Regions from separate parts of the Mus musculus genome. Here regions 2, 3 and 4 are each linked to region 1. A link is a loop called in an ENCODE intact Hi-C map of the cell type or tissue named here. Cell type or tissue: heart. All regions are shown on one strand.

Region 1 (8,000 bases):
TGTGAGGAAGTCAGAGGACAACTTCCAGTGTTGGTTCTCATCTTCCACCTTATGGTGACCACACTGCTGAGTATGCCTGGCTCCCTGGCCGGCAAGTTTCCAGGGCTCTCCTCTCTCTGCCGCTGGTCTCACTGCTGGGACCACACGTGCATACTACCTTATGTGCCCTGTCTATAGGTCCTGGAGATTTAATCCCAAAGCCTCATGCTTGTACAGGAAGTGCTTACCCACTGAGCCTCTCCTCAACTCCTGAATCTTCTTGCTAAAATGCAGCTACTCTCCAGGAAAGGACCTCTGGGAACTGGGGGACAATGGAGGAGGTCCCATGTCTCATCTATTCCCACCACTTTCTTAACCTCTTCATCTCTGATTCCCACACCAACCGAGGAAGGCCTGGACACCCTCTTCTCACCCACCGCCTTGGCCTCCGTGCTCCCCATCAGCTCCTCCACCATGGCCACCAGAGCCTTGCCGCTGTCTGGGCTGTGTTCCCGGATCCAGGTGTAGAACTCTCGGGGCAGGATGGTGAGGAACTGCTCCAGCACCAGCAGCTCCAGGATCTGCTCTTTGGTGTGCAGCTCCGGCCTCAGCCACCGGCGACAGAGCTCTTGGAGCTCCCTGAGGGCTTCCTGGGGACCAGCAGCCTCTTGGTAGCGGAACTGCCGAAACCTCAACCGAAATGCCTCGGGACTCGAGTCCTCCCCTCCCCTGCCCCATGGCAGCTCCTTCTCCAGTTTGACCACTGGAGCACCCATCTGCTGCTGAGGATCTCCTGCCATCTCCAGACGCTCTTTCAGCATCTTCAAGCTCCGGCAAGGCTGAGGATGACAACAAGGGTGACCCGTCTGAGAAGAGAAGATGCACGGAAGGTCAGCCCATCCATTTCCGGGTCTACACCAGTGACTGTCTGAGAATTCTGACATCTATCATGAAAACCCTATCAACTGGCTTGGGCTTAGATCAGTCAGGGTGGTGACAGTAGAGCAGACAAAATCAAGACAAATTTTTAAGGTTGAAACCAACAAATACACTAGTGGCTTGACTATGACAGTGTCCTCAGGGTAAATACCATGCCATACAGGTTACTGCACTGCTCTTGATTGCCCATCGTAACGAGATGGTAAAACCCTGCAGAAGACACAATACATTTGGACACAGGAAAAAAAAAAAAATCAAGCTGGAGTTGACCTGGCATTTCCTCCATGTTAACTGGTTTTCATAGTGCTGGAAGGCGCTGCACAGGCCACTGGAGGAGAAAAGCCATCACTTTTGGGTACTTCCCAGCAGTGACACTTGTGTGCTCCAGTAAGGAATGGCCTGACAGACAAGACATGCCCACGGAGGGAATTCATACCTGGGATTGTAAACCTGCTCAAAAGCCCATAGCCAGGGAGATTATGAGCCTAAGGGAGAACCTACTACTGCGGTATTTCTAAAACAGACATGATGTCAAGCCACCTTCTAAATATTTATGTCTACACCTATAGATTGGTGCTGCTCTCAGCCTTGGCCAGGGAAGCCTCTGTCTACTTGCAGCTAATGCAGAGACTCAAAACTGGTCAAAGTGCTGAGAATGAGTGATTGTTGAGAGCTCAGCCCTTAATGGGACATCTGTTATCAACACCCCACACAAAGCAAAGGCTCGGGAAACATAGTGCAAGGGGGGACAGAAAGAACCCAGGAGTCAGAAGATGGCAAAAAGAGTTCAGTGAGATGCTATCTTCTGGACACGGCACAGCCATGGCACTTGTGAACTGACTGCAGCCACGCCATTTACACAAGACCCACATAGGATCAACCAGTAAAATCAGCCCTCAGACCAAGAAAAAAGAGGTCGTGAAAATGGGAGGAGATGTTTGAGTGTCCCTTGGAGGGGTGTGAGAGGAGAGTTAGGGCATATATACTCAAGACATAGCATATGCATGTACAAAAATGTCAGACACTGGAAGCTGGAAGAACAGGAAAGGAAAAGAGGATGGAGGGAGGAGAAAGGGAAGAAGGAATGACAGAAAGGAAGCAAATATTACACCAGAAGAAAAAGAGGCGGCAATGCAAACCGTAAAATCAGTCTCGTTTACTTCCAGGGCAGGCAGGCTGTCAAAACAGGCCCCAAGCCCATAGGAAAAAAAAGAGACAGAAAGAATATGCAGGCAGCTATAGCTGACTCCCTCCCAAAACATTGGGGTCTAAAAAGAAAGGTGAGGCTGGAGAGACAGCTCAGCAATTAAAGAGCACTTGCTGTCCTTGCAGAGGACCCAGGTTCACTTCCCAGCACACACATGGTGCTTCACCATGTGTGTGCTTACAGACTGGAGTCTGTAACTCCAGTTCCAGAAAATCTATTGCATCTTCTGGACTCCAGGCATACAGTACACAGACATACATGCAGTAAGGAAAAAAAAAAAAAAAAAACTCATCACATAAAAATAAAAATATGGGCTGAAGAGATGGCTCAGCAGGTAAGAGCACTGACTGCTCTTCCAGAGGTCCTGAGTTCAAATCCCAGCAGCCACATGGTGGCTCACAACCATCTGTAATTAGATCTGATACCCTCTTCTGGCGTGTCTAAAGACAGCTACAGTGTACTTATATATAGTAAATAAACAAATTTAAAAAAAAAAGTTGTGGGCCACTATACTCAGCTATATACATATACGTACACATACACACACACACACACACACACATATATTATACACATGTACGTACACACACACACACATATACATATATCAAAAAAAAAAGGACGAAAGAAAAAGTTGAGTGTACTGGTGCACACCTTTAATTTCAACATTGGGAATAAGAGGCAGGCCGATCTCTATGGGTTTGAAGCCAACCTGCTCTACATTGTGAGTTCCAGGGCAGTCAGAGATACATAGTGAAAACCTGTCTAGAAAAAAAGAAAGATGTAACAGGCCTGTCGTTAGTGGCCTGAGAGGCCAAGGCAGGAGGATGGCGAGATCCAAGCCAACCTGGGTACGATGAAACTGGAAAAGAGGGAGAGCAGAAGAGGATGGAAGGAGGAAAGAGAAAGGGAGGAAAGAATGACAGGTGAGTAGCAAACATAACACCCTAGGAAAAAGAGGCTGCGATGCAGACCGTAAAAAAAAAAAAAAAAACCAGAATCAGTCTTGTTTACTTCCGGGGCAGGCGGGCTGACAAAACAGGCCCCAAGCCCAAAGCAGTAAGGCGCTGTGCTCATTAGCGCAACTAGGGTGCGGCAGGCCACGTCCTTATGTTACATATGGTATTTCTCTGTCCGCCTGTGAAACTGATTCCTCATCTTTCCACCTCTAACACTCATCGTTCTGCTTCATCCAGCTTTCTCGAACGTCCCTGCTACTGTCTAGCTCGGTCCGCCAGTGCCCTGGGGCAAGCGGCCCCCGTGGATCTTCCAGGCCTCTGGCAGACAGAAGGCGCCGCGTGGCTATTCTTCCCATCCCTGTCTTGCATCTGCGTCTAAAAACGCTTAGCGTCCCTTTTCGGAGTCCCAGGGTCAAGGTCTTCCTGCGGGTCCTGGACACCTTAGGCCCCCAGCCTGGCCCGACCGCGACCCGCATGGATCTTACCTGAGATCACCGCTGTGCGTGGAGCCTACGACCCCTGGCCCGCTGCTGCCCCGCCGAGCAGCAGCTTGCTCCGTCCAGCCCCGCCCCGACCCGGCCTGCCCGGGGCCTTGACTGCGCGCTTAGCACCTGCCCAGGCCTGCGCGGACCGGAAGTGGGTGGCGGATGCTGTCAAGCAGGTGCCCTATGGAAAGGGCTGACGTCCGGTTCCTCTCTAGGAAGCTCGGAGGTCCGAGAAGGAGGTATGTCTCTATGGTCGGTCATGGCCACTCCAGGTTCCCATCTCCTGGCTCTATTGCACTTCCATATATATATGGAATAAATAAATAAATATATATTTATTTATTTATTTATTCCATATATATATATTTTAATGAGTCTCTACAAAAAGTAGTTTTTCTGCCCTAGTCTGAGAGATGGATTAGTCTATGTGTAGAAACATAAATATTTTAACATTTGTCTAGGTTTATTTAGTGTGTGTCAGAGGACAACCTGTGGAGTGGGTTCTCTCCTTCCACCACATAGGTCCCAGGAATAGAACTCACACATCGGGCTTGGGGGCATGCACTTTGACCCAATGAGCCATCGCACTGTCCCCAAACATAAATATTTAGAAGGCAATTGGACAATATGTTCTTTTAAGAAAGGTAATAGTTTTAACTGTACCTTGACAATCTAGGATCATCTAGGAAGAGTCTTTTTTTTTTGGGGGGGGGGGGGTCGAGACATGGTTTCTCTGTGTAGCCCTGGCTGTCCTGGAACTCACTCTGTAGACCAGGCTGGCCTCGAACTCAGAAATGCGCCTGCCTCTGCCTCCCGAGTGCTGGAATTAAAGGTGTGTGCCACCACGCCCGACTGGAAGAGTCTTAATAAAGTGTTAGACAATCCCTCCGGGACAGGGTGGCCTGTGGGCATGATGCAGGAAGAGCCAGTCTACTATGGGTGGGTTTGGGTCTTGGACTGTATAAGAAGGGAGATAAACAGTAAGCATACAGATACTAATTCATTTCTCCCTGCTTTTGACTGTGGATACGATGTGACCAGCTTCTTCAAGTTTCTGCTGCCTTGACACCCCTACAATGAGGACTGTAATCTGGAATTGTGAGCCAAAATAAACGGTCTCCCCAAAGCTGTTTCTGCTTGTTTCTTGGTATGTTTGCTTGCTTGCTTGCTTGCTTGCTTGTTTTGTTTGAGACAAGGTCTCTCTATGTAGTTCTGGCTGTTCAGAAACTTGCTGTATAGGTCAGGTTGGCCTTGAACTCAGAGAGATCTGCCTCTGCTTCCCAAATGCTGGGATTAAAATACTGTCAGTACCATGCCTGCCTAATGACTGTATGCTTTTAACTTTCTCATTTTAGTGTACTAACTATTGCAGAATTCCTACAAAACACATGTATACTGGCTTCTCTGGGAAAACAAAGAAACATCTTGTGATAGGAGGGTTGTTTTAGAGCAGCTGACATTTTAGTTAGGCTTAGACATGATTTCCTCTTTCAGGGAAAGACAGGAAACGGTGTTGGAACTAGAGACTGGTGCTCAGGCCAAATATGGTAGTGCATATCATTACTATTAGCACCAAGGAGGCAGAGGCAGGCAGATCCCTATGAGTTCCAGGCCAGCCTGCTCTACAGAGTTCTGGAACAGCCAAAGCTACATAGTAAGACCCAAAATGAAGTAAATTTTTCATTTTGCTTTGGTTTGGGTTTTTGCTCTGCATTTGTTTGTTTGTTTGTTTGTTTGTTTGTTTGTTTTGAAACAAGATTTCTCTGTGTAGCCCTGGATGTTCTGGTTCACTCTGTAGACCAGGCTGGCCTCGAACTCAGAGACCTGCCTGCCTCTGCCTCCTGAGTTAGCCCTGAGGGGTTAAAGGGATGTACCACCATGCCCATTTTAGCGCATAACTCTTTAATATCATTAATTCAAATACCTATTGTGATTATGTTCTTTTTTTAAAAATTCAGTCATTTGAATATTGTAATACATTCTCTCCCATTGACCTCCAGGTTTGGATTTTGAAGAATAGTTCAACATAGTGGTTATTATTATTATAATATTATTATTATTATATATTATTATATATTATAATATCATATATATTATAATATTATAATATAATATTATTATTATTTTAAGAAACTGAAAAAATTTAAAAGGAGAAAAGATAAAAAGAAAATCCTTGAGTAGGCAGCAGTTCAAGGAATTTTGATAGGATCGTATTCCAGTTTCGTTCAGGCAGAATCACGGCCAATACAAAGGAGTGGAGGATTAGCCAAACTTCATGAACCAAAGGCAGCAAAGACCATCAAGGACGGGGAGGTATGCTTAGGAATACTCACACAGATGGAGGAAGAGCAGAGCACGGGTCTTCTGGGGTGATGTTACTGATCCTTCAAGAAACAGGAGGGGTTGGAGAGATGGCTCAGGGGTTAAGAGCACTGACTGCTCTTCCAGAGGTCCTGTGTTCAGTTGGCAGCAACCACACGGTAGCTCATTACCATCTGTAATGGGATTCAATGCCCCTTCTGGTGTGCATGAAGAGGTCAACAGTGTACTCACATACATAAAATAAATAAATAATTTTTTATTTTAAAAAAGGGGGGCTGGAGAGATGGCTCAGCAGTTAAGAGCACTGACTGCTCTTCCAGAGGTTCAGAGTTCAAATCCCAGCAACCACATGGTGGCTCACAACCATCTGTAATGAGATCTGATGCCCTCTTCTGGTGTGTCTGAAGACAGCTACAGTGTACTTATATATAATAAATAAATCTTTAAAAAATAAAATAAACAGCACTCAGGAGGTAGAGGTAGGCAGATTTCTGAGTTCGAGGCCAGCCTGGTCTACAGAGTGAGTTCCAGGACAACCATGGCTACACAAAGAAACCCTGTCTCACAGACTTAGGAGGCAGAAGCAGGTAGATCTCTGTGAGTTTGAGACCAACCTGGTCTACATAGCAAGGACCTTCCTAAAGTAAACAAGCAAGCAAACCAAAGCAAGTACTGTGCCCGACAGCACTCAAAGGGAGACAGGAGGATCAGAAACTCACTCTTGGCTCTATAGCAAGTTAAAGAGCAGCCTGGGCTACATGAGAAATACCCTCCCCAAAAAAAAAAATTTTTTTAAATGGCTCAAGTACCTTCACCATTTTCTAAGTTCAGTGTATTTGCATTACCTCTTAAGTGTTCCCAGGCCTGAGCACATTATCTGCAAGGCACTACCCACAGTTGGTTAGGGCCAAAGTCCACCCTGCTTTGACAGTCAGGATCTCCCCTTAGCTGAGGCTGTGTCTATGCATGTGGGTGCTGAGGGTCCCCTTTGGGTGCTAGGAACTTCAGCCTCACAGAGCAAAACCCTCCTTCACCCCTGCATTGAGCTCTCCTAACTTAGAAATTCTGTGCCTACAACTGTTCCCATCCCACCAACCTAACTGATAATAATTAGCCTCCTCCTAGCTTCCTATTTTCCTCTCATCCCAAGAGAGTAGAGACTCAGAAAATGTCCTTATGGGACCAGCAAGATGATTCTTCAGGTAAAGACACTGACACCAACCCTGATCCTGGGGAGAGCCCATATGATGGACATAGACAACTAATTTCTAAAAGTTATCCTCTGACTTTCAAATGCATGCAACAGTATGTATGCATGAACACGCATGCATGCCGTCATGTAAATATACACACAAGTAAATAAATAGATTCAATTAAAACTTGTAGCCAGTCTGTGATGGCATGCGCTTTTAATCACATCTCTGTGAGTTCCAGATTGCCTAGTCTATAGAGTGAGTTCCAGGACAGTCAGTTCTACACAGAGAGACCCTATCCTGTCTTTAAAAACCACACTGTGGCAGTGAGTTTTGGCTACACGCCTTTGTGCTCCCGGCAGATCACAAGCATACACCAGCCCAGGAGCTATCTTTGGATCCTCAAATGAAAGACACATGCACATTAGCTTATTTTTAAAATGTCTCAGCTACCTCAAAGGCTGGGCACTGCTGAACCTTTCCCTGCTACCCAAGGCCCAATCAGGGAAGTGGCCAGTGGCCACTTACCTGAAATCTCACATGACTGGTTGGCTTTGTCTCCTGCTGCTCCTGTATCCCATCCTTCTTTCCTGAGTCATGGTGGTCTTCCTCTCTGCATCCTACCCAAGAGACTCGAAGGGTCCCAACTTGTGCCCAACAATTAACCACTGGCATCTTTATTGATTGATCAAAAACTGGTTAGGGACAAGGACCTTCAGTGTCTGGGCATGCAGATTCCTTATTGAATCAAGGACATAGAACCAATCTCCAACACCACAAAAAAAAAATTTTTTTTCTTAAAGAAATGTCATTGTAGTCTTGTTAAGTTTTGTTCTCTACCCTCAACTTCTTCTGTCTTGCCTCCTTCCCCATGCCCCAGCCCCTGCATTGCCCTATCTCCCTTCCCTCCCTTCCC
Region 2 (8,000 bases), 75 kb after region 1:
TGTGGGGCTGTAGAGATGACTCAATGACTAAAAACACATACATTTCTTGTAGAGGACCAGAGTTCAGTTCCCAGCACCTACATCAGACAGTTCACAAGCACCTGTAATCCAATGCCTTTTCTGACCTCTGCAGGTAATGCATGCACATGGTATACATATATATGCAAGGAAAACATTCGTGTGTGTCTCTGTGTGTGTATAGTCCCTATACTTGTTGCAGAAAATATTAAAAAAAGAACCGCCATGTTCCCGCTCCATCCAGCTACTCTCTATCTGCTGGCCAACTCTCCACCAGCCAGAGTTCTGTTCTCTTCGCTGCCACACCAGCCCCACACAATGGCCATCCACCCCGAGGTCAGCCGCCACAACACCCAGCAACCCCGTAAAAAAAAAAACAAAAAACAAAAAACAAAGAACTCTAGAAGCTTATAATTAACAATTATAATTTATATATCAGATTTATATATCAATAAATTCTCAATTCACAAGATGCCAATACGATAATTTCAAAACCAATTGATAATGATAAAAGCTGCCCACCTAGATCAGACAAATTATCCCAATTATTCTATTCTTTATGATATCATATCTACCTGTGGCTATTTAAAACCACGCAGAATCTGCATCTTCATGTCCGTCGGTCTCCATCTTGCCCTCCCCACCCCCCAGCTCTCTTGTCCTCTCTGCCTCTCTAACTCTTAGCTCCGTCTCCCTTTTCCGTGTCTAATCACAGGCCTCCTGCTGCACTACTGTAGTCTCCCCTCCCCTAGCCTGAAACCTGCTTGCTCAGGGGTGGAGCTTCCTGCTCATTCGTTCTGCCACGCCCACTGCTGGAACCTGCAGAGCCTCACACGTGCACCTTTCTACTGGACCAGAGATTATTCGGCGGGAATCGGGTCCCCTCCCCCTTCCTTCATAACTGAGTGTCGCAACAGTAAAATTTGAGCTTTGATCAGAATAACTGTCTTGGCTACATTTCTTTCTCTCGCCACCTAGCCCCTCTTCTCTTCCAGGTTTTCAAAATGCCTTTCCAGGCTAGAACCCAGGTTGTGGTCTGCTGGCCGGACACAACACACTACTATTTAAATAGATCAGACAGGGAAAACCTTGCCCCATATACTTAGCAACATCATCTTCATTATCGCTTTTGCCATACTTCTGCTTTTGGAGGGGGTGCTGGAAATGAAATGGAACTAAGGGTAAACTCTACCACCAAGCTATGCCCTGACCCTATTATAGCGTTCTTAGTTTTGTTTTTGAGACAGGGTGTCAAGCAGCCCAGCCTCAAACTTGCAACATAGCCAGGACGACCTTGCTGATCCTCCTGCCTCCACCTCCTGTGTTGGGATCGCAGGTGTGCTCCAGCATGGTTTACAGGGCACTGGCAATGGAACTCATAGCTTGCGCTCTAGGCGAGCACACTGCCAACGGACCCATATTCCCAGGGCCCTTTTCTGGATTTAGAATGAAAGTCCAGCATATAGTCAGTCCTCTCAGGGGAGCCCCCCAGTCCACACTCCAGGCCCTCCTTGCCCATGTGACCAGAGTCCCCATCTTCTAGTCACATTGACTACTGACTGCACTGAACGGATGAGCCTCACCATTTTCTTCCAGAAGATTCTGTGACTCTCGCTCGGGCTGGGCCTCCACAGGTAGACACTGGTGACTGAAGGACTCCTGCGTGGCTCCGGGTGGTACCATCTTCTGAGGAAGTACTTCGGGACTTGTGGCAATCTAACAACCACAACTACAACCAATCAGCAAAATTACAGATGGGGATGGGAAAGAATCCATTAGAGTCCATTAGACTGCCACCTGTCCCCTGGTCCAACACTCACCTTGTGTCTACAATGAGCCAATTAAGCAGCAGTTTAAGTATGGTTTATTCCTACTGGGAAAAGACTTCCATGAGACATACCCACATGCAAATACTTCGTCTTGAACTTCATGTTACATGGGAAAAAAACCCACAGCTACAGGACAGAACGGATGCGCTCCATCTTAGCCTGAGAGGCTAAGGGAAGTGATCATTCCGTAAACACCTGAACGAGGTTAAGAAACTGCTGGAGAGTTGACTCTGAGGTTAAGAGCATTGGCTGCTCTTCCTGAGGACCAGTGTTAAGTTCCCAGCACCTACGTAGTAGCTCACAACCATATGTCACTCCAGTTCCAGGAGATCTGACACCCTCTTCTGACCGCAGTGGGCCACGGGCATACATGTGGTATATATACTTACATACATTCAGGCAAAAGTTGCATACACATAAAATAAATCAAATTTTTTAAAAGAAGAAGAAGATGCTAGAGAGATGGCTCAGTGGCTAAGAGCGCTTTTGCAGAGGATCCAAGTTCGGTTCTCAATAAACACAGTAGTTGGCTCACAACTGTCTGTAACTTCAGCTTTAGGGAACCCAATGCCTTCTTCTGGCTTCTGAGGGTATCAGCACAAGCAAACACATAGTTTAAAATAAAATAAAATAAAATAGGACTAAAGAAGTGGCTCAGCTGTTTATAGAGCATTTGTTGCTCCTGCAGAGGACCTGGGTTCAATTCCTAGCACCCACATGGGCGGCTCACAACCATCTACAACTCTAGCTCCAAGGGACATTAACGCCCTTATCGAGGCTCCACGGGCACATACATACCTGCAGGCAGAACACTTATACATACACAATAAATAATTCTTTTTTGGGGGGGGGGTCGAGACAGGGTTTCTCTGTATAGCCCTGGCTGTCCTAGAACTCACTTTGTAGACCAAGCTGGCCTCGAACTCAGAAATCCACCTGCCTCTGTCTCCCGAGTGCTGGGATTAAAGGCATGCGCCACCATGCCCAGCTACAATAAATAATTCTAAAAATCTAAAATCTTTTTTTTTAAGTTGCTGAAGTAGTGGTATAGCTATGTGTGAGAAAATAGCTGAAGCCATATTAAAGGCAGTACATCAGAACACATTCTAAATGAAGCAGTCTGTCAAAAAGCGAGTTTAAAACAGACTGAGGAAAGGTTTTCAAAAACTGCAGTGAAGAAAGGATTCTAAAAGCATGAAACCCAGAAACCAGGAAATAAAGAGTTAACCTGGGGGCTGGAGAGATGGCTCAGCAGTTAAGAGCACTGACTGCTCTTCCAGAGGTCCTGAATTCAATTCCCACCAACCACATGGTGGCTCACAACCATCTGTAATGGGATCTGATGCCCTCCTCTGGTGTGTCTGGAGACAGCTATGATGTACTCACATAAATGGAATAAAAGGGTAAAAAGAAAAGAAACACAAGTAGGGAACGTGAGCTTAATTTTCAAAGAAGAAGGGCAGGAGTAGGAAGAAACACATTATTCTTTAAAACTCATTACATGTTGGGTACAGTGGCACACGCCTTTCATCCTAGCATTTGGAGGGGCGGGGCAGACACAGGTGGATCTCTGTGAGTTCGAGTCTACATAGAGATCTCTGGTCTACATAGTGAAATCCAGAACACCCAAGGATACATAGTGGGGCTGTCTCAAAAACAACAGCAAAGCCAGAATATGAACGACTGAAGCACCACAGGGCTAAGACTGCATGGCAGCTCCTTCCTCACTGTCCCCGTTTCCTCTTGCAACGCACCTGTTGTCTGCGCTCCTCCAGCTCTCTCTGGATACTCTCTATCACAGCCACGGCTTCTTCCCCACTCTCGGGGTGATGCTCTCTCACCCAGGCCTGAAACTCTTCAGGCAGGATGGTGAGGAACTGCTCCAGCACCAGCAGCTCCAGGATCTGCTCTTTGGTGTGCAGCTCCGGCCTCAGCCACTCACAACAGAGAACCCGGAGCTGGCTGAGAGCATCGCGGGGTCCTGCTGCCTCATGGTACTGGAAGTGCTTGAAGCGCTGGTAAAAAGTCTCAAGCACTGGCCGGTTGTATCCCTGCATCCAGGAGCAGTCCTCTTCTTCTACTTTCACTATGAGAAGGTCTGCTTGCTCTTGCGAAGTCTCAGCGGGAGGCTCTAAGTGTATAACTGCCCTGGATTCTGTCATTATCATTCCAACTGAAGAGTCTCTAGACTCTAGCCCGTTACACTAACCCGATTTGTTCTCTGCTCTTCTAAAGGGCACTTTTTGTAGTGAACAACCTTACTGGAATGTCTGGAATTATTATTAGCTAAGAGAGGTGGCAACGACGTCATCTAGACTAAAGAAAAACCACTCAACAAAGTCATTCACTTTAAGATATAGAGAAGTTAGTCATCACTTCTCCCATAAAACAGCTAATAGCGACTACGTCCAGATTTTAATAACGTAAAAAAAAAAAAGGCCATTAAAAAGTGACATCAGGCCCAACTTAAAACAGTTTTAAAAATGAGAAAGTCCATATCTCATATAAATAACGGGACAAAATTATTCCAGACGGAGTCGTTTCTTCTCTCGATCATAAGCCAAACTGAAGTCAGTATAGGAATGAAACCCATTAAAATGGTCATATCTCATTCTGGCTTTCAAGCCATAAGAGCTTGATAGATAAACGAAAGACTTCATTAGTTCTATGAGAAGTACGGTTATACTAAAAAATTTGGACCTGGATTCTTTGTAATAGCTCCTGACCTGGAGACAGAGACCAGCCGGGTCAAGGTTAGGGACAGGACTCCAGTGTGGACACAATGTCCTACCAGCTCCTCTCCAGTCTTTAAGTCCCGGGGACCCAAAGATCAAACTCCCCGCAGCCCAGGCTTGGAAGATGGAGTTCTCACAAGCCAAGAGAGAGGCAAGTCCGACACTTTCCAACAGTTCATCGCCGGAAGTAACCAAGTACGAGCTTCAGCCATAAATCCCACCCCCAAGAGCGCTTCCGCAGCCTCTCTAGGAATCCCGGAGGTCCTAGCAGCACAGCGGGAAGGAGGAGCTACTCCTGAGCCCGCCCCCTTGTGGAGCTGACCAATCAGTCACCCTCAAGCAAGAGGCTACAAGAGCCTGGGGAAAATAGAGCTAATCTATTTCCCACCCCCAAAACCAGAGCATGGGCTTAGCTCAAGGGTAGGAATCTAGGGGGCCGGTCGGGGAAAACAAACAAACAAAATAGGTCCACCCTCTCTCTCCTCTGATTGGTCGAGCACAGCCTCACCCACCCACCCACCGCAGCACTCTGGAATTGAAGTAGGTCTGCACCATCCTGGCCACTTTTCTAAACACGCAAAGATTCTTTATTGCCCTAGAGTGGCTGAGGCTCTCGGGACTACATCTCCCAAGGAGCTGCGCGCGAAGTCTAGCCAATATGGCTGTGGCTCTCTGTCTCCAGGGCTTATTAATATGCTGCCGGGGAGGCAGACCTGACTGGCTCCGTGATAGAGGCTCTTACTGCCAAGCCTGATGACATGAGCTGATCCCTGGACTTGAGACATCCAAAAATTGTCCTTTGACTTCCACAGCTCTCCATGTAAGCCCCTTCCCCGCAGGCATTAGGTAATTTTTTAATGTTAAAGGGCATCAGGGTGTCTAGTCCGAAAGTTATATCAATTAATTGTTCGTATTTTTTTTCTATTGCTTCTGCACTTGACTAGCTTTTGAAAAACAAAACAAGCCGCGCGGTGGTGGCGCACGCCTTTAATCCCAGCACTTGGGAGGCAGAGGCAGGTGGATTTCTGAGTTCAAGGCCAGCCTGGTCTACAAAGTGAGTTCCAGGACAGGCAGGGCTACACAGAGAAACCCTGTCAAGAAAGGAAGGAAGGAAGGAAGGAAGGAAGGAAGGAAGGGAGGAAGGAAGGAAGGAAGGAAGGAAGGAAGGAAGGAAGGAAGGGAAAGAAAGAGACAAAACGAATGCAGCAGAGGGAAGAAAGAGAGAGAAAAAGGAAGAAAAAAAGAGAAAAACAAAACAAACAAAACGAATGCAGCAGAGGGAAAAAAGCGCCTGTTGCTGTATCGGCTGAAAAGCTGAAAGATGCGCCCAGAGCATGGCAGCCAGGCGGCTGGGGAGAAACAATAGTTTGAAGACAGAAGTTTTGCTTAAAGCCTGTTACCCTAAATTGTAAATCCCATTTTAAATTATCTACCCCTCTCTTGAGGCGTTTTCATCATTTTCCAAGTCCTTCGAATACTGGTAGTATCAGAGAACCTGTTGTCACACTTCAGGGGCCCACCAAAACAGACTACCGTGGAATTGCAACCCCTGCCATCAGTGGAAGACCTAGTTACAGAACTAAGGTCACAACACTGGGGGCGGAGGGAAGGGCATCTCTCAAATCCACGACTGAAGCAAACTGTATTTTGAGGTGTACCCGGGACTGTCTAGCGGGCCATCTCACTCTAAATCACTCCTGTGGTTCACAACCTTCAGTAATTCTAGTTCTAGGGTATCCGATGCCCTCTTTCTGGCCTCTGGCTGGCCCGGAACTCTCGTAGGCCAGGCTTCCCTAGAACTCACAGAGACCCGCCTGCCTCTACCTTCTGAGTTCTGAAATTAAAGGTGTGTGCCACTAATGCACTTCAAATTATTTGTTTGTTTTTTCAGGCAGGGTTTCTCTATGTAACCCTGGCTACCCTAGAATTTCTCTCTAGACCAGGCTGGCCTCAAACTGAGAGATTTTCCTGCCTCTGCCTCCTGAGTGATGGAGTTTTTTGTTTTTTAACGTGTACAGTGTCTTGCCTGAATTATATCTATGCATCACAAGTGTGCCTACTGGCCACAGGATGCCAGAAGAGGGCAGTCAGATCTCTTGGGATTAGAGTAAGTGTGCTTGTTCCTGTGGTGTCAGAACTAAACTCTGGTTCTCTGGGGTGTTTTTGGTTTTGGTTTAACGTGATTTATTTATTTTACCTGTCTGTTGTGGCACAAGGTTTTAAATCCAGAACTGGGGAGGCAGAGGCAGGCAGATCTCTGTGAGTTCGAGGCCAGTCTAGTTCCCAGAGCTAGTTTCCATAGCCGGGACTATACAAAAAAACCCTGTCTCAAAGAGTCAAAAACAATTTTTAAGTAATTAAAAGAAAAATATACATGTGTATATAGATAGATAGATGTAGATATAGATATAGTTTTACTTTATTTATGGCTGTTTGACCTGCACCATGTTGTGGGAGCCAGTAATTAAACCTAGATCCTCTAAAAGAGCAGCCTGTGTCTTTAACCGCTGAACCATCTCACCAATCCATCTTTTTTTTAAAATTTATTTATTTATATTTATTTTTTTCAAGACAATTTTTTTCTCTGTGTAGGACCCCCTATCTATCTAATCCATCCATCCATCCATCCATCCATCCATCCATCCATCCATCCATCCATCCATCCATCCATCCATCCATCCATCCATCCATCCATCCAATCTGTCATGACTGTCATGACGTGGCCTGCGGCCCCTTTAGTAAAATAAGAAAGGCGAACCATAGAGATGCATCTTAGTCCTCCAGGGCGCTTAGAAAGACCTTACGCAGGCGAGGCCTCTTCCCAGAGGCGGGGTTAATTACGCACTTCCGCTTCGGTTTGTTTTTCTGTCACCTGCCGAAATGAGAACTGAGAAGACCGGGTTCGCGTGTGTGCTGTGTCCGTAGTGGCCTTTTCTGGGCCTCGTTTTTGGAAGAGGGTAGCACTCCGCCTCGGTTTCAGAAAAGGTCCGTGAAGTCATTGGGCTTTGCTCTTCTAGAAAACAAGCTCGACCTGGACGGTCCAGAGGCTCCAATGGCTGCAGGCTCTGGGGTCGTCCCGCCACCTCTCGGTGCTGGGCTTTGTACGGTGAAGGTGGAGGAGGACTCTCCGGGGAATCAGGAGTCCTCCGGTTCCGGAGATTGGCAGAACCCCGAAACTTCTCGAAAACAATTCAGGCAGTTGCGCTACCAGGAAGTGGCCGGCCCTGAGGAGGCGCTGAGCCGACTTTGGGAGCTCTGTCGGAGGTGGCTGAGGCCCGAGCTGCTCTCCAAGGAGCAGATCATGGAGCTGTTGGTGCTGGAGCAATTCCTCACCATCCTGCCCCAGGAGCTCCAGGCCTACGTGCGGGACCACAGCCCTGAAAGTGGGGAGGAGGCTGCGGCCTTGGCGCGGACTCTG
Region 3 (8,000 bases), 48 kb after region 1:
AGAATCTCAAAAAAGTGAGACTCATCATCAAGAGAGATTTTAGCCTGTCTTTTAAATGTATTTCTTTAATGGAAAATATCTCAGATACACAAAGGGATCAGAACAGAGTCCAGCTAGGGGTTGGGAAGATCCTTATGACTATTTAAAGGGGGGGGGGGGAGGGAGAAGAGAGAGGGGAGAGAGAGAGGGGAGAGAGAGGAAGGGGAAGAGGGGAGAGAGGAGAGAAAAGAAAAGAAAGGGAGAATTTAGCCAAAGCACAACCAAGTTTCTCTTTCCTAACAGGAAACTGATGTCCCACAAAAGCAAGAAGTACAAACTGGGGATAAGGATAACGGTCTCCTCCTGATAACCCAAAGTAACCTTCAATTTACCTCCACCCCCACCCCCAAGGAAAGGACCTTAAAGATGGAGGGCTGAGAGGTTCTGTGTTAACTGGGCACACTCTACTGACTACCTAAAAAACCTCACACCTACTCAGAAAGAAATCCAAACAGGTAAGTTGATCAACAGGAGGGTCCTTACCCAGTGAGACCACGTTTCCATAATTCTCTAACATCACTTCTCTGTAGAGCTCCCTCTGAACAGGGTCCAGGCATCCCCACTCCTCTCGTGTAAGATGCACAGCCACATCCTCGAATGTCACAAACTCCTGAAATAATAATTCTGGCTGCTCTCAGGAATGGGCTACTATAGCACCATGGCCAGAGAATGAACATGACACAGAGGACGTCTAGTAGCTGTTTATGTTGGGGAGGAGAGAGAACAGACTAGAACTTAAGAGAACAAATCCCATGAGTGCCCATCACAGTCTCATGGACAAAGATGATAGTGGAGATGGAAAAATTCTATCTGTCAAATCCAGGTCTCTGAAAATGATCTGTTCCCAAATTGCTACTGAAAAGACTCCAGGCAAGGGTTAACAGATGGGGTGAAAGAGAGGCCACACTCAAGCAACGAGAAACCCTGAGGAAAAGCAGAGGGTCCCTCAGCTCACCTGGTACCTGGCTGTCAGGAGCGCAGCTGCCTGGTCTCCTGGGCTTCCCTCATGGGGAAGAGCAGGCACCTGGGGAACAGGTGGAGCTGAGGGAGGAGAAAGGAGCCAAGAGTGAGAGCAGCCCCTCCACAGGGCTCCCTTTTCAGAACACTTCTCCTGCCCAAGGTATGTCTGTTGCATCCTCCTTCACGTCAGTGTTCCAGTAAAGTCAACATTTACCAGGTCTCAGGTATGCCCACTCCTCCTTGGGAGCTGCTCCTACTTACACAGACTGAGGACTGTAATATGGACTTTACTAGGAATCGCACTTAATCCTCATGGCATGACATTCCTTCTATAGAAGGGCAAGCATTATACCTGTTGTGATGAGCAAAGCAAAACAGACAGACAGACAGACAGCATTTCCTGGCCAGCCTGGGTTACAGAGTGAAAAATGTGGTCTCAAAAACCAGAAACAAGAGCAAAAAGAAGCCTGAAGACATAGCTCAGTTGGTGGAGTGCTTGCTTGGCATGCATGATGCTCTGGGTTTGATCCCCAGCACCATCTAGTGGGCAAGGTGTCACACAACTGTAATCTCAGCACCTAGGTGGATATAGAAGGATCAGAAGTTCAGTCACCAAGGCATAGCAGTCCAATGCCAACCTGCTCTACATTAAGGCTCTGAAGAAGAGTTGAAGGGGACTGGGTGTGGTGGTGTAAGCCTTTAATGCCAGCACTCAGGAGGTGGAAGCAGGTGGATCTCTTTGACTTTAAGGCCAGACTGGCCTAGCAAATTCCAGGACAACCAGGGCTATGCAGAGAGACCCAAACAACACAAAAAAGTTGAAGGATTTGATGATAGGGCCAGGGTCTTCAGCAAACTTCTGACATTTTTCCAGATACCATTTACTATAAACATCATTCTGCCTTCATGTTATTATTGGGCACTATTTCTGCAAGCTATTGTGTGCGGCTTGTAGAAACAAAAACAGTCATGTTTCCTCACAATCCTTTACACCCTCCAACAATGTCCCACACAGTACCCTCCACATAATGGTACTCCATCTGTGTTGCTGACATACAAGTTCCTTCAGGCACTGGTGCTGATCTATAAGAACTACGACATAGTTCTTACATAATAAAACCAGCAGCTAAGTATGATGCTGTATGCCTACATTCCCAATGTAGCTGGGGGGCCGAGACAAGATTCATTCAAATCATGGGCCGCATAGTACTAGGCCAGCCAGGGCTACCTATACATTAGCAGGATCCTATTTCAAGGGGAGGAAACACTTACCTATTTAATATATGTATGTGAATAGATAGTTAATATGATGTAACATCTGTGCATGTAAAGAGACACTGTGTTCAAACAGGAAATTAAATGGTTGCTTTCTTGACCAAAATTGGATTATTCACGAACACTGAAGTTGCAAAAGAATGGCAGGTAGCAAATCACACTAGATCACCAGGAGAGGAGGCAGACTGAAGAGAACCCAGGGAGTCCCCGAGGCCTGCGTTAGGTAAGCTAGTGAGACATGGCAAAAGCAGCCTTTGTTAGAAGTCATTCTGGTTGTGGTGTCTGCAGTGAAGCTCATATTCTCAAGGCCAGAGCAGGGTGATGGGCGGATTACAGACAGGCTAGCTACCCTAACCACAGGGCCCAAGCCAAGGACTCACACCTGCCACGCCCTTCCAGTTCTTCCACTAAGGCCCACCTTCTTATTCAAGACCCTGGCCTCTCTCATGTCAGGCCAGGGCCCCTTACTATTCCCATTCTCCTTGAAGAAAGTGTGGTCTCTGCCTTACCCCCACTGAATCCCTGCTCCATGTCCGTGTCCTGCAGAAACCGAAGCTCTGGGGAAAGACATTCAGACTGGTTCTCCAAAGGCTGGAAGTGGCCCCTGGGTGACTCTGCGGCTTCTTGGGATGTTACCTCCTCCATCCCTGTTCAGGGGACAATGACCATCACTGCAGGGTGAGAGTGAGAAGAACTGCTTAGTAAGTTAAAATGTCCCATAATCTCATATTCTCAGGACTTGGCAAACTATTCTATATATGATAGACTTTGTTAAAAAGACATTTTTTTAAAGCTAGTGTTTCTCTGTGCAACAAAGCCCTGGCTGTCCTGGATGCTCTTTGAAGACCAGGCTGGCCTCAGACTCACAGAGACTTGCCTAAGGGTTGGGATTAAAGACCAGCACCACCACACTCAGCTAAAAGCAGACTTTAAAAAAAAAAAAAAAAAACCAGCCTGAAGGTGGTAGTACAAGCCTTTAATTCCAGCACTGGTGAGGCAGAAGCAGGTAGACACGAGTTTGGAGCTAACCTGATCTACATTCCAAGACAGCCAGTGCCTCAGAAAGAAACCCTGTCTAGAAACCCAGCCCCACTAGATTTTAGTTGTCACAGTCCACAGACTTAAGTTTCTCTAAATGTAATTAAGTAAAGTGCATGGTAATTAGGGCCCAAGAAGGGTTTAAAACCTAAAAAGTTACCAAAATAAACAAAAAGAAAAACACAGAAGCAGGAGATGCCTGTAATTTAAGGGTAGAGTACTTCCTAGTATGCACAAGGCCCTACCTTCAATCCATAACAACCTCCCCCTTCACAAAAAAACAAACATGAGTACCATTCGGTTTCAAAACTTAAAACCCAAACAGGAAGGTGTAAGAATTCGATATTACTCAGACTCTACTGAACAATCCCAAATCTGTGGTTTAAAATATATGTGTGTGTGTGTGTGTGTGTGTGTGTGTATCGCTGGGCGTGTAATCCCAGCTCTCGGAAGATTTAGACAGGAGGTTCAGAAGTTCAAGGTTAGCCTCAAAGCTGTCTTTTAAAAACCCAAACCAAAACAACAACAACAACAACAACAACAAAATAGCTACCATTAAAAGAATTTTTTTCAACACAGTACAACTGCGTAAACCTTTCCATGGAGCGTCCTAAGTAATTTAGAGGCTCAAGCTGAGACCCAGTGAAACACGCCAGATAAGATTACTCATTGTTTTTCTCAAAAGCAGGCCCCTTAGGAATCATGTGGTAAGCGGTAAGGCCGTTCTGCATTACTCAATGGGCCCCGATGAATAATGATACAACTCACTTAGGAGACAGACCCTTAGGGCAGGCTGGTCGAGCCACCTGCGCGCAGCACGAGGGAGGGCTGCGAGGAGCCTGGTGTCCTTCAGATCCAAGGACGAGCCCGGGTTCCGTCCACCGTCCACCGTCCACCGCCCTCCGCCAGGCTCCCGGCCCGTCCGCAGGCCTCGCCCAGAGCCACCCTCCGCCTACCTCTCTCTTGGGCAAAGGTTCGGTCCCCAGAGGGCGAAGCGGGCCACAAGACCGAGCTGCCACCCGGGCCCGGCCACTGGGTTCGCACCACGGGGCCACCCCGGCTCCCCGGGCTCCGCGACGAACCCGGGAAGAGGGGAAAACAGGGCCGCGAGCCCGGCCTTCCGCGCGCCCCAGCTCCGGGAACAGCCGTCAGCCCGCACGCGGCGCCTCCTGCGCGTCCGCCCCGCGGGCCAAACAAGCGGTCGCTCCCACGGCGACGCGACAACGGTTCCCCGGGACTCACCCAGGTGGAGAGGCGGGCCTGGAGACTGTCCCGTCACGGAGGCGCTCCTCGCTCAGCTGCACCAGCCTGTCCGGGGCCACTCTCTCGACTGCCAGAAGGCTGACGCCTTACGTCACTTCCGGCGACGGAAGTCCACGGGAGGGCGGTCCCGGGTGAGGTTCCCGGATGAAGAGCAGGGGTGAGGGTGTCCCGGGTCGAGCTGTCAGCTGACGGACACGGGATGCGGTCTCGTGGGTGGGGTCCGCAGCATCGCTAGATAAGGCCTTAGTTGCTGTTGTGCTTCGCTTTCTCGAGGTCGCACAGCCCTCCCTGCTGATTAGGGCGCATCTTACACCAGGAGGGCGACAGAGGTTGGGAAAGAACTCCCGACTCCTCCCGGGCCGCAAGAGCGTGCAGGAGGATTCCTAAGCAGAAGATGAAATACCACCCTCGTGTCTAATACTGGTTTGGTCCGGCTTTATTTCTCCTAGGAAGTGCCTGACCCCAAATTGCCCACAGAAAGGGACATACTAGGTGTTGCCCTGCCTGGAAGGGACAAACGTTTTCCCCAAGAGGATTCGCCCAAGGTCACCAAGATTTTCCTGTCAGGCCCTACTTTGAGTCCCACCCTTTCCTTCATGTTTGATTCTTTGCCTACCATGAGGTGAGCAACTTCTTCCAACAGGAGTTCTTCGCTGTGTGCAGCTTCACTGTAGACACAAAGGGAGCAAGTTTAACTGAGAACTGTTTGAAACTGTGACACAAAAATCTCTCCTCAAGCTTGATTATCTCAACTATTTTTGCAATAGTAGATGCAAAGCCAAGACTCCCATAATTTTGTTCCCCTGGAAATTAGTGAAGCTCAGAATCTTGTAATTTACAATCTTATAATTATCTAGTATTAGGAACAACTGCTACATAAATCAAATATTTTAAAATACTGCCCAAGGGCTGAAGACGTGGCTCAGTGTTGAAGAGCACTGTTGCACTTCCAGAGTACAAAGGTTCGCTAAGTTCCCAGAACTCAAACTGTGGCTAACAACCCTGTCACTAGGTTCTAGAGGTGGATCTAATGCCCTCTGACCATGGGAGACGCTGACCACCCCAGGTGAACATATATGCATGCAGGCAAAGGATACACATATAAAAAATTATTTGGCTTGGAGAAATGGCTTACCAAGTAAAAGCCCTAACTGTTCTTGCAAAGGACCGGAGCTCAGTTCCTAGTTCCCACGGTGGCTCACAACCAGTGTAACTCCAAATCCAGAGGGTTGGATGGTCTCTCTTGGGCTCCTGTCACACATTTGGCACAGTGCACACATATGCACACACATACACACACAAAATAAAAATAAATCTTAAGGGAAAAAAAAACTGCCCACAACAGGTGTGGTAGCCTATGTGGTGGTCTATACCTGACAGGTGGATCTCTGTGAGTTCCCAGACTAGTCTACATAGTGAGTTCTACACTATCCGGGGCTACATACACCCTGATCAAAAAAAAATTTTTTGAGGATTTATTTATTTTATGTATATGAGTATACTGTAGCTGTCTTCAGACACAGCGGAAGAGGGTGTCAGATCTCATTACAGATGACTATAAACCACCATGTGGTTCCTCGGATTTGAACTCAGGACCTCTGGAAGGGCAGTCAGTGCTCTTAACCACTGAGCCATCTCACCAGACCCCAAAATTTTTTTTAATTAAAAAAAAAAGAAGAAGAAGAAAAGAAAGGAGGAGGAAAGAAGAAAGAAACCAGGGCTCAGGGCTCATAATAGGGTTTTTTAAAATGTCTGTGTGTATCTCAGACAGTGGTGGTGCACATATTTAATCCCAGCACCCTGGAGGCAGGAGGGAGACCTCTGAATTCCAGGACAGCCTGGTCTACAGAGTGAGTTCCAAGACTGTAGAAAGAATTCTGGAATTTTGGTTTCTTTAAACATACAGGGGGAGGGGGGAGGGGGGAGGGTGGTGGGGGTGGGAGAGAGAGAGAGAGATTATAAAAATGTCTTTTCATTTTAATCCCAGGTGTGGGGATATAGGGCTGCTTCAAACTGGTCACAACAGCTGACTGTGGTTTGCCTTGGGCTCTAGCAAAAGCATAGTTTTGCCAGCTGCAGGTAGTTTCTGCAATTGTGAGACATTTGAAATTCTGGCTACTTTCATAGGGTATATAAATGCTAGGGCCCCACTAGGCATGGTTGGTTGTTGGTCACTCAGGTAGGTTGGTTGTGGTTTGTTAGTAGTTGTGCCCAAGGAAGAAACAAGAAGAAAGATAGAGTTCCGTGAATCTAACTTCTCTCTGGCCACCCTATCTTTCTCTCTCGCCTATGGAGTGACAAGGGGTGAAACTGGGGCCAGGGATAAAGAGTGTAAAAAAGAAGAACCCAGCCGCGCAGTGGTGGCGCATGCCTTTAATCCCCAGCACTTGGGAGGCAGAGGCAGATGGATTTCTGAGTTCGAGGCCAGCCTGATCTACAGAGGGAGTTCCAGGACAGCCAGGGCTATACAGAGAAACCCTGTCTCTAAAAAACAAAAATACATACATACATACATACATACATACCATTTAAAAACCAGGGCTGGTGAGATGACTCTGATTAAGAGCACTGACTGCTCTTCCAAAGGACATGAGTTCAAATCCCAACAACCACATGGTGGCTCATAACCATCTGTAATGACATCTGACACCCTCTTCTGGAGTGTCTGAAGACAGCTACAGTGTACTTATATATAATAAAATAAATAAATCTTTTTTAAAAATTATAAAACCAAAACAAAAGTGTGTGTGTGTGTGTGTGTGTGTGTGTGTGTGTGTGTGCGCGCGCGCGCACGTGTATATGCCAGAGGCCGACACTGTCACTAGGCCTTATTTCTCAGGCACTTGCCACTGCCCCAGAGCTCACTGATTAGGGTAGGCTCACAGCAAGCCCCAGGGATCTTCCTGCCTCTCCCTCTCCAGTACTGGGATAATGAGCACAGGCTATCACCTGGCTGTTTTTTGGTTTTTGTTCTTGTTTTGTTTTGTTTTGTTTTGTTTTAAAGACTGGGTCTATGTAGCCCTGGCTGAACTGGAACTCATAGATCTGCCTGCCTCTGCCTCCTAAGTGTACGTGTTGGGATAAAAGGTGTGTGCCACCACACACAATTGGTCTTCTCCGTTCTTTTTTCTTGAATAATGTGGGTTCTGGAGATTGACGTCTGGTAGGTATGTCCCTGTAAACTTTATCAACTGAGCCATCTCCCCAGCTGCCATTCTGTTTCATCTCCAACCCCTGCCCCTCTTTCCTGCTGCTCGGCTTCCCAGAATCAGTGCTTCTACTCTCCTGGTTTCTAATTCTGGGGAGGAAGCCTTTTGTTGGAGACAGGGTCGCACTCTGTAGTAGCCCAGGCTATCCTAGAATGACCTTAGTGGCCTTAACTCAAGATCTTTCTTCTCTGCTTCCTAAGTGCTAGACTTATGGAA
Region 4 (8,000 bases), 88 kb after region 1:
TCCAGACAGCAGAAGGACTGGGCACCAACAGTCAGTGTGGGGATGACCACAAACAAGGTTTCCATGTGAAATGCCATTCAGTGAAGCCCCACAGCTCTGTGGACAGTGCTGTAGGGCTTCTTGAGACCCAGAGGCAGTTCCAGGAAGACAAACCTTACAAATGTGATAGCTGTGAGAAGGGCTTCAGACAGCGCTCGGACCTCTTCAAACACCAGAGAATCCACACAGGTGAGAAGCCCTATCAGTGCCAAGAGTGTGGGAAACGCTTTAGTCAGAGCGCTGCCCTCGTTAAGCACCAGCGGACACACACAGGTGAGAAGCCATATGCATGCCCAGAATGCGGGGAGTGCTTCAGGCAGAGCTCACATCTGAGTCGGCATCAGAGAACCCATGCCAGTGAGAAGTACTATAAATGTGAGGAGTGTGGGGAGATCGTTCATGTTTCCAGCCTGTTCAGACATCAGAGACTACACAGAGGGGAGAGACCATACAAGTGTGGAGACTGTGAGAAGAGCTTCAGACAGCGCTCAGACCTCTTCAAGCACCAGAGAACCCACACAGGAGAGAAGCCCTATGCGTGTGTCGTCTGCGGGAGAAGATTCAGTCAGAGCGCCACCCTCATTAAACACCAGAGAACTCACACAGGAGAAAAACCGTATAAATGTTTTCAATGTGGTGAAAGATTTAGACAGAGTACACACCTTGTCCGACACCAAAGAATCCATCAAAATTCAGTCTCCTAGCTTCCATGTGTCTCTGCGTGACTCACGTGGCTTTTGTTGTTGCTACTGTTGAGAAAAGGTCTCACTGTGTAGCCCTGGCTATCTGGCAGTAGCTATGTGGACCAGGCTGGCCACAAACTCAAGAGGTCATCCTGCCTCTGGCTTTACCTCCTGTATGTTGAGATTAAAGGTGCCCACCACCTTCCCCAACATGACTTTTGTTGTGATTGTTCAGTTGTTTCTTTGTCTCGAGGGTGCATTGTCGTTTGGGACATCTCAGTCACTTACAGATTTCCTTAGGCCTCACACACACAAGACAGTAGGTCTCGTTTGAACCTTTCTGTTTGGTTGGTTTTTGAGACAGGATCTCATTATGTCTCACAGGACAACTTGAAGGAGTTGGTTTCCTTCTAACTACCTGTAGGTACCAGGGATGACCTCAGGTCATTATGCTTGGCATCATTGTCTTTACCCACTGAGATATCTCACTGGCCCAATTATGTTTTCAAGTTTTATATATACACACACACAAACTGCAGAGGAGGGAGAAGGAATATAGGGAACTTTCCAAAGATGAATGGGGCCATGTTTGAGATGTCTAATGATAAGGGTTAAAGGGCAGGGTCGATGGCTCAGCAGTTAAGGTGACAAATACCCCGAGTTTGAGCCCCAGAAACACCATACCCATCTATAGCTATAATCTTTTTCTGAGGTCTCTCATGAGACAGAAGGAAGTGGTCCAGGAGGACATCCTTGGGGTCTTCAAAAGGAGAAGACTGAGTACTGAAGCACTTGAATCCTATGGCGTCAGGCGTAAGGGGGTGGTTCAGAGCATAATGGTGTTTGCTACCGAGTCCGACAACCTGAATTCCATCCCCAAGACCAACATGGTAAAGGGAAGAACTGATACTCAAAAGGTTTCCTCTAACCTCATACATGCTATGCCACATACATGCCTCACCCCCACACTAAATCTTTTTTAAAATGCCCAAGACCTGGGACATGATTCCACTTTGCTTTGAAGCCGTATTATTGGAGTTATCCCTAGTGCTGAAAGATTCCACTGTGTGTACCAAGATAATGCAGTGGAGCCCCAGGCCTTGACCATACATGTGCTTCTAGGACCTCCAGAAATGCTCAGGAGAGCTTTATAGCTCAGTGCTAAAACCTTTGCCTCCCATGCACAAGGCCCTAAGTCCAATGACTCCAACATCTCAACAAAACAAAATGAAAATTGTTTTGTGACCTTTTGTTTCAGACAAAGACTCTTTAGCCTGGGCTGGTTTCAAACTCACAGTGATCCTCTTGCCTAAGGCTTTCAAGTCCTGGGATTGTTGCAGTGTGCCACTCTATCCAGCTTTCCCATGAGACTAAACATGCAAGTGGCTGGAAGGTGGCCTATAATTGTATTAGTGACAACTCTAAGCATAATGGATTCATCCTTTCATGAACACAAAGCAGTAGATAAATGGGACCCTTGAATGAGACTCCTCTCTTGCTTCCCCTCTGCCCCAAGACAGAGTCTGGGTAGCCCTGGCTGGCGTGGAACTCGTCCTGTAGACCAGGCTGATCTTGAGGGGAGGTCCACCTGCCTCTGTCTCCCGAGTGCTGGGGTCAAAGGCCTGTGACACCCACTGCCTCCTTCTCTCTTGCTCATTAAAATCTTGAAAAGTCAAAAGCATTCAGAGCTGAACTCTTGATACTGGCTCTACACTCAACTCTAAATACAGGCAGACTCAAGCATTCTGAGGCGAAGCAGGGTTTGGTGGTAAACACCTGTAATCCTAGCACTTGGGAACTTGACATAAGAAATGTTGGGCTGGTGTAGATCTTTGGTCCAAGATAGAATCACTTAAGACACTAAGATGATGACCCATGTGGGACCACCCAGCCCCTTCAGGGAAATGGTAACTGAGCCGACTACAGCCCCCTTCTATACTAATAGCTAGAGTGCCCTGCTCCCCTTCCAAAAACCCAGAAATGAGCACAACTTGGACTATAGGAGGATTTCTGGTGGTTAGATAAAAGCCACCATTCCTTAGGAACGGTAAAAAGAATTGTGACTATTCCACAGTGAATAGCAGGTAAAAGGAATCGGGAAGCCCAGTTTTCTGTCAAAAGGAGTCATTTTCCTTACCTTTGGCATTTACCAGCATATCAAAATGCATGCTGGCCTCCAGTCTCTCAATATCACAAATACCCATTACACACAGCAAAGGCCATGTTATAGCATTCTGGCTCTTTTCATCTTCTCTATGCTTCTCCCTTTAGCTCCTGGACTCCCCCCACCCCTCCAGCGAATCATTCTTATAAGCCTGCTATTCTCACTCCCACCCTACCCCATGCTCTCACTCTTAGATTGCTCTGACCATGTCCAGTCAGATGCCCATGTTAAGTCTACTTCTCTCTGCTCTTCCAGATGCCTCTGGCTGTTCCCTCTCACTCATATTTACAATAAACATCCCCTCTCCTGGGGGCTGGAGAGATGACTCAGTGGTTAAGAGCACCGACTACTCTTCCAAAAGTCCTGAGTTCAAATCCCAGCAACCACATGGTGGCTCACAACCACATGTAATGAGATCTGACGCCCTCTTCTGGCGCATCTGAAGACAGCTACAGTGTACTTACGTATAATAAATAAATAAATCTTTAAAAAAAAATCCCCTTTCCTTATGGGGGCTGGAGAGATGGCTCATCTGTTAAGAGCACTATCTGCTCTTTCAGAGGACCCAGGTTTCATTACCACAAATCACATAGGAATTCACTACTGTCTTTCTAACTTCAGCTCCAGGGGATCCAATGACCTCTTTTGACTTCAGTGGGCCCTGCATGCATGTGGTACACAGACATATATGTAGGCAAAACACCCATGTACATAAAAATAATTTTAAAAACCTTCACCTTAATTATACCATGGAGTGGTTATGTCAGTTTATACAGGCAGTGCACACATATAATTCCCATACATGAGTTGTCACTGCTAAAAGTTTCAGGCCAACCCAAAACATATACTGATTTCCAGGCTAGACTAACTCTGTTATTGCATACAGTCTTGCTGTATTTCAGGCCCAAATTTGGGAATTAATGGCAAGATAATGCCTGTAGCTATATAGTAGTCTGACTTTGGCGCTAACATGGCTTAAATCTAATACTTCTGATTTTGGGTCAAAAAAACTACCTTTACGAGCTTTAGAAAATACCCATTTAAGCAGGTGTCAGCTGTGGAGGCGTGTTTGCAATCATCATGGAAACCACTTAAGCATGTGGAGTGGAACTTCAGAGGGATTTGGGGGTCAGAGCAGTGAATAGCAAGTAAAAGGGACTGGGGAGGGTTAAAACAAATGTTCCTATTCAAGGCTTCTCTGCTTTTCTTTCTTTTCAGCATTGGGAATGGAACCAGAGCCTTAAGCACTCCGGGACTGAGCCACACCCCTAAGCCTCTCATTCCTCATGAGAGATCCAAAAGTAGAAGGCAAAAAGTCAAAAGGTCCCTTTTCTCTTTTGTCCTTTGCTTCCGCCTGGGATAGGTCTCAAAATGCTCTACCTAAGTGGTGATCTACTTCCCATGAGCCTCTGCTTCCCGCTCCGGCAGGGGTGCGTGCGCCCTTCCCAGCAGCCTTTGCGCGCGGCTGGAGTTCTGCGGACACCAGGACTTCAAGATGGCGTCACTCGGTGAGTACTCGGCCCTTTCCTGGCCTTGGGGTTGGAAGCCCGATTTGGGCACAGGCTCCAGGGCCACAGTGGGGTGAGAAGGAACCGCGGGAACTCTTGCTCTTCACCCGGGGCTTCACTGAAGCCTCCCCGGAAGCGCGCTGGACACTTACTATAAGGTCCTGTGCTCCCGCCCTCCTCCCTCCACTCTGCAGCGGATTTCTGCTGTGCATCGCCTGGCCTGGCGGTGGAAGACCCAGTCAGCACGGAGAGGCTTCTGGGGGCCTGCACATGCGTTGCCCGGAACCATTTGTCTGTCCTTCCGCGGAGGACTAAGCTGCTGCTTTTTCTTCCTGCGCGACTTGACACAGGCAGGGTCACTTGAACCTTTACGCTGGGCAGCGCTTGGACCTCCCTGGAGATGAGGCTTTCAGATTACGGTCCAGGACCAGCGAATGCCTAGAATGGTTCCCGACACCACATTATGTTACATACGTGTCGACTGAATACGCCTACTGGGGTGAAGTGACCTGTTCAAGGTCACCAGTCCTGAGAGAGCCTCGCTGGGATTCAGACCTAGGTTGGCGGGTCTCATGATAAATGAGATTACCTTTCAGAAATGTCCTTGTGACAGACAAGCAGATGTTCCCTTAACACGTACGAGTCAATCTCCACACACATTCATTGCGCACTGTTGGGATTACACATTATTGTTGTTTTTGTTATTATGTGTCCCACACGTGTCTAGGTATGGTCATGGGAATGCTGGAGCTTGTGTCCAGGTTCGAGGACAACTCCGAGGAACTCCAGTAGCCAGGCTAGCCATTTCACAGTTGTCTACCTCCTCCTTTTGAGACAGGGTTTCACCATGTAGCCCAGATTGGTCATGAACTTGCTGCCACAGTCGTGATGTATTAGCGTCTATCTCTGAGTGCTAGGATTACAGGCCTATGCTACTGTACTTAGCTTGTTACAGTGTTCTTTATCTCAGCCTGGGAAGGTGAAGGGGGGGGTGTCTAAAAACGGGGTGTGAAGGAGCTGAGCCTTTTTGATTTGGTTTGGTACTTGGTTTTGCAAGATAGGATTTCTTTGTGTAGCTCCAGCTGTAATGGAACTCATCTGTGGATCCACCTGCTTCTGTCTCCCCAGTACTGGGCTTAAAGGTGTAGGTCACTGCCACCTGGGGCATTAGCAGCTATTTTATCTGTAAAATGGTAGGAGATGGTTAGTGAACACAGCTTTCAGAAGAGACAACGGGAAGAGCATTAATGACACTGCTCAAGAGGCTGAAGAAGCACAATTGTCAGCCTGGGCCTTCCTCTCCAAAAAAAAAGTTGAAAAAATAGAAGTTTTGGATCCCAACCCCTACAGGATTTCTCTGCCACTCTGGCTATCCTTGAACTTGAACTCCACCTGCCTCTGCCTTCCCAATTGCTAGGGTTGAAGGTGTGTGCCGCCACTGCCACAACCACCACCCCTATCACTTTTTCTTGTTTTTTTTAAAGACAAGGTCTCCCTAAATAGCTGTGGCTATCCTGAAATTCACTAGATAGATCAGGCTTGTCTGGAACTCATAAAAGTCTCTCTGCTTCTGCCTCCTAAGTGCTGGGGTTAAAGGCATGCGCCATCATACCCAGCTTAAAGTTTGCAATCTTATTTAAGTAGAGGGTTAGTGTGAAGAGACCTTTGAAGGAAAGACTAAAGAGTTTAGTACACTTCGCCAGCTGGGGGTTGATATTGTACCCCTGTCACCCTAGCAGTGGGAAAGCTGAAACAAGAAGATTATCCATGAGTTTAAGGCTAGCCGGTACTGTATAGCAATACCCTATCTCAAAAAAACCAAACCAACAAACAAAAAGATGACTCAGTTCAAGAAAGATACTGGGCGGGGCTGGGGAGGGGTGGAGTAGTCGGGTTGCGGCTCAGTTGGTGGAGTGCTTGCCCCACAGGCACAAAGTCCTGGGTTCCATCCTCAGCACCACATAAAGCTGGTAACTCCAGCACTTGGAAGGTAGCAGGATCCGCCATGCCAAAGACATCCATTGACATACAGCAGCAGGTTTGAGCCCAGCATGAGCTACATAAGATCCTGTCTTAAAAAAAAAAAAAAAAAAAAAAAAAAAAAAGGCGAGCATGGTGGCACATGAGTATGTATGTTCATGAGTGTGTGTCTGTCTCTCTCGAGTGTGCGCGTGCATGTGCACATGTGCAGAAGAGCCACGGGGACTGTATGGAGGTCAGAAAACAACTTTGCAGGCTCTGCACATACTTTTAATCCCAGTTCTCAGGGGGCGAAGGCAGGGAGATCCCTGAGTTCAAGCTCAGCCTGGTCTACATAGTTCCAGGACAGCCGGAGCTATAGAGAGAGACCTTGTCTCAGAAAACAAAGATAAGTGAGAAAGTGGCCACCCCACAATGAAGGGTTCTGTTGGTGTGAACTGGGCATCTGGTTTTCCCTTGGGGTATGTGAGTGAGGTCGGTTCGCACAATCTGATTCTGCGTAACTCTAGTGAAGGATCTGGAGGTCACGCCTCCTAAGTATTGATGGGTTTTTAACAGTTACCAGTAGCACATACGATTTGGAAGCTTTGGGAGTGGAGGTGTTGTCTGGGGCTGGAGAGAGGGCTCGGTGAGTGGAGATGACACAAGGTTGGTTCCCAGCTCCCACATGGTGGTTCATATTCATCTGAAACCCTAGTTCCAGGGCATCTGATGCCCTCTTCTGACCTGTGTACACTAAGCATGAGTATGGTGCGTATCCATACATGCAGGCAAAATACCCATGTACATATAATAAAAATATTAAAATTTTTAAATGATGTATTTTTATTTGATGTGCGTTGGCATTTTGCCTGCATGTATGTTTATATGAGGGTGTCATATTCCCTGGAATAAAGTTACAGATAGTTGTAAGCTGCCATGTGGGTGCTGGGAATTGAACCTGGATCCTCTGGAAGAATAGTCAGTGCTCTTAACTGCTGAGCCATCTCTCCAACTTCAGAAGAATAAATCTTGAAATTATTTACTTTTATTTTTGGAGACAGGGTCTTTCTATGTAGCCCTGTTTGTCCTGGAACTCACTATGTAGATCAGGCTGGTCTTGAATTCATAGAGATCTGCCTGACTCTGTTTACCAAATGCTGGGATGATAAAATGCATGCACTACCATGCTCGGCTCTTTAAAAATAATTTTTGTTACAGTATTCTGTGTGTGCAAGCATATGCAAGCCACAGTTGTGGAGATTGGTTCTTCCACATGCCCTAGGGCTACCCCAGGACTTGGACAGAGCTATCCTGAGATCAACTTCCAGAGCATGGAACAAGTTGTGAGGTTTGATATGTTTCCTTCCTATGTATGGGTTCCTCTCAATGCAGGGTAATTATTATTACAACTCTGTGATGACAAGATACCACAGGGCTGATGAGCTGGCTCAGTGGTTAAGAACACTCGTTGCTCTTGCAGAGGACCTGAGTTTGGAAAATGTTAGGGTTTTTTTTTTTAATTTTATTTTATCTATTTATCTATCTATCTATCTATCTATCTATTTATTTATTTTTGGTTTTTCGAGACGGGGTTTCCCTGTGTAGCCCTGGCTGTCGTGGAAATCACTTTGTAGACCAGGCTGG

The links. A loop is a pair of places that touch in the nucleus more often than their neighbours do. Peaks named below come from ENCODE experiments on the same cell type or tissue, not always from the same donor. Only the 100,000 strongest peaks of a DNase experiment are listed, where the experiment ranks them.
Region 2: it touches region 1 in a loop (3.0-fold over the local background); 4 of 42 quality-filtered maps call a loop at or near these places.
Region 3: a loop joins it to region 1, with 4 times the contacts of the local background. A loop is called at or near these places in 14 of 42 quality-filtered maps.
Region 4: a loop joins it to region 1, with 3.0 times the contacts of the local background. A loop is called at or near these places in 4 of 42 quality-filtered maps.

The regions. Positions count from the first base shown.
Region 1 is chr5:145,276,197-145,284,196 of GRCm38, reverse strand. It overlaps Zscan25 (zinc finger and SCAN domain containing 25), which reads right to left and starts at 3,726. Exons shown (of 6, transcript NM_001081431.2): 1 at 3,570-3,726; 2 at 417-845. The coding sequence starts at 800. Gm38740 (a long non-coding RNA gene) reads left to right here and starts at 3,148. Exons shown (of 2, transcript XR_868692.2): 1 at 3,148-3,808; 2 at 4,611-4,691. In heart, no CTCF peak of the experiment used is centred here; a DNase peak (open chromatin) is centred at 3,716; H3K4me3 peaks cover 1,346 bases; H3K27ac peaks cover 1,037 bases.
Region 2 is chr5:145,201,310-145,209,309 of GRCm38, reverse strand. It overlaps Zkscan14 (zinc finger with KRAB and SCAN domains 14), which reads left to right and starts at 7,428. Exons shown (of 3, transcript NM_023322.2): 1 at 7,428-8,000. The coding sequence starts at 7,635. It overlaps Zkscan5 (zinc finger with KRAB and SCAN domains 5), which reads right to left and starts at 4,751. Exons shown (of 6, transcript NM_016683.2): 1 at 3,602-4,751; 2 at 1,602-1,734. The coding sequence starts at 4,015. In heart, a CTCF peak has its summit at 4,897 (motif pointing left); DNase peaks (open chromatin) are centred at 4,889, 7,499 and 7,939; H3K4me3 peaks cover 3,311 bases; H3K27ac peaks cover 3,259 bases.
Region 3 is chr5:145,228,386-145,236,385 of GRCm38, reverse strand. Zfp655 (zinc finger protein 655) reads right to left here and starts at 4,644. Exons shown (of 4, transcript NM_028298.4): 1 at 4,555-4,644; 2 at 2,784-2,945. The coding sequence starts at 2,919. It also overlaps Gm6287. In heart, a CTCF peak has its summit at 1,541 (motif pointing left); a DNase peak (open chromatin) is centred at 4,685; H3K4me3 peaks cover 2,248 bases; H3K27ac peaks cover 1,729 bases.
Region 4 is chr5:145,187,897-145,195,896 of GRCm38, reverse strand. It overlaps Atp5j2 (ATP synthase, H+ transporting, mitochondrial F0 complex, subunit F2), which reads left to right and starts at 4,356. Exons shown (of 4, transcript NM_020582.3): 1 at 4,356-4,394. The coding sequence starts at 4,382. It overlaps Zkscan14 (zinc finger with KRAB and SCAN domains 14), which reads left to right. Exons shown (of 3, transcript NM_023322.2): 3 at 1-951. The coding sequence ends at 743. In heart, a CTCF peak has its summit at 3,325 (motif pointing left); a DNase peak (open chromatin) is centred at 4,336; H3K4me3 peaks cover 2,179 bases; H3K27ac peaks cover 2,356 bases.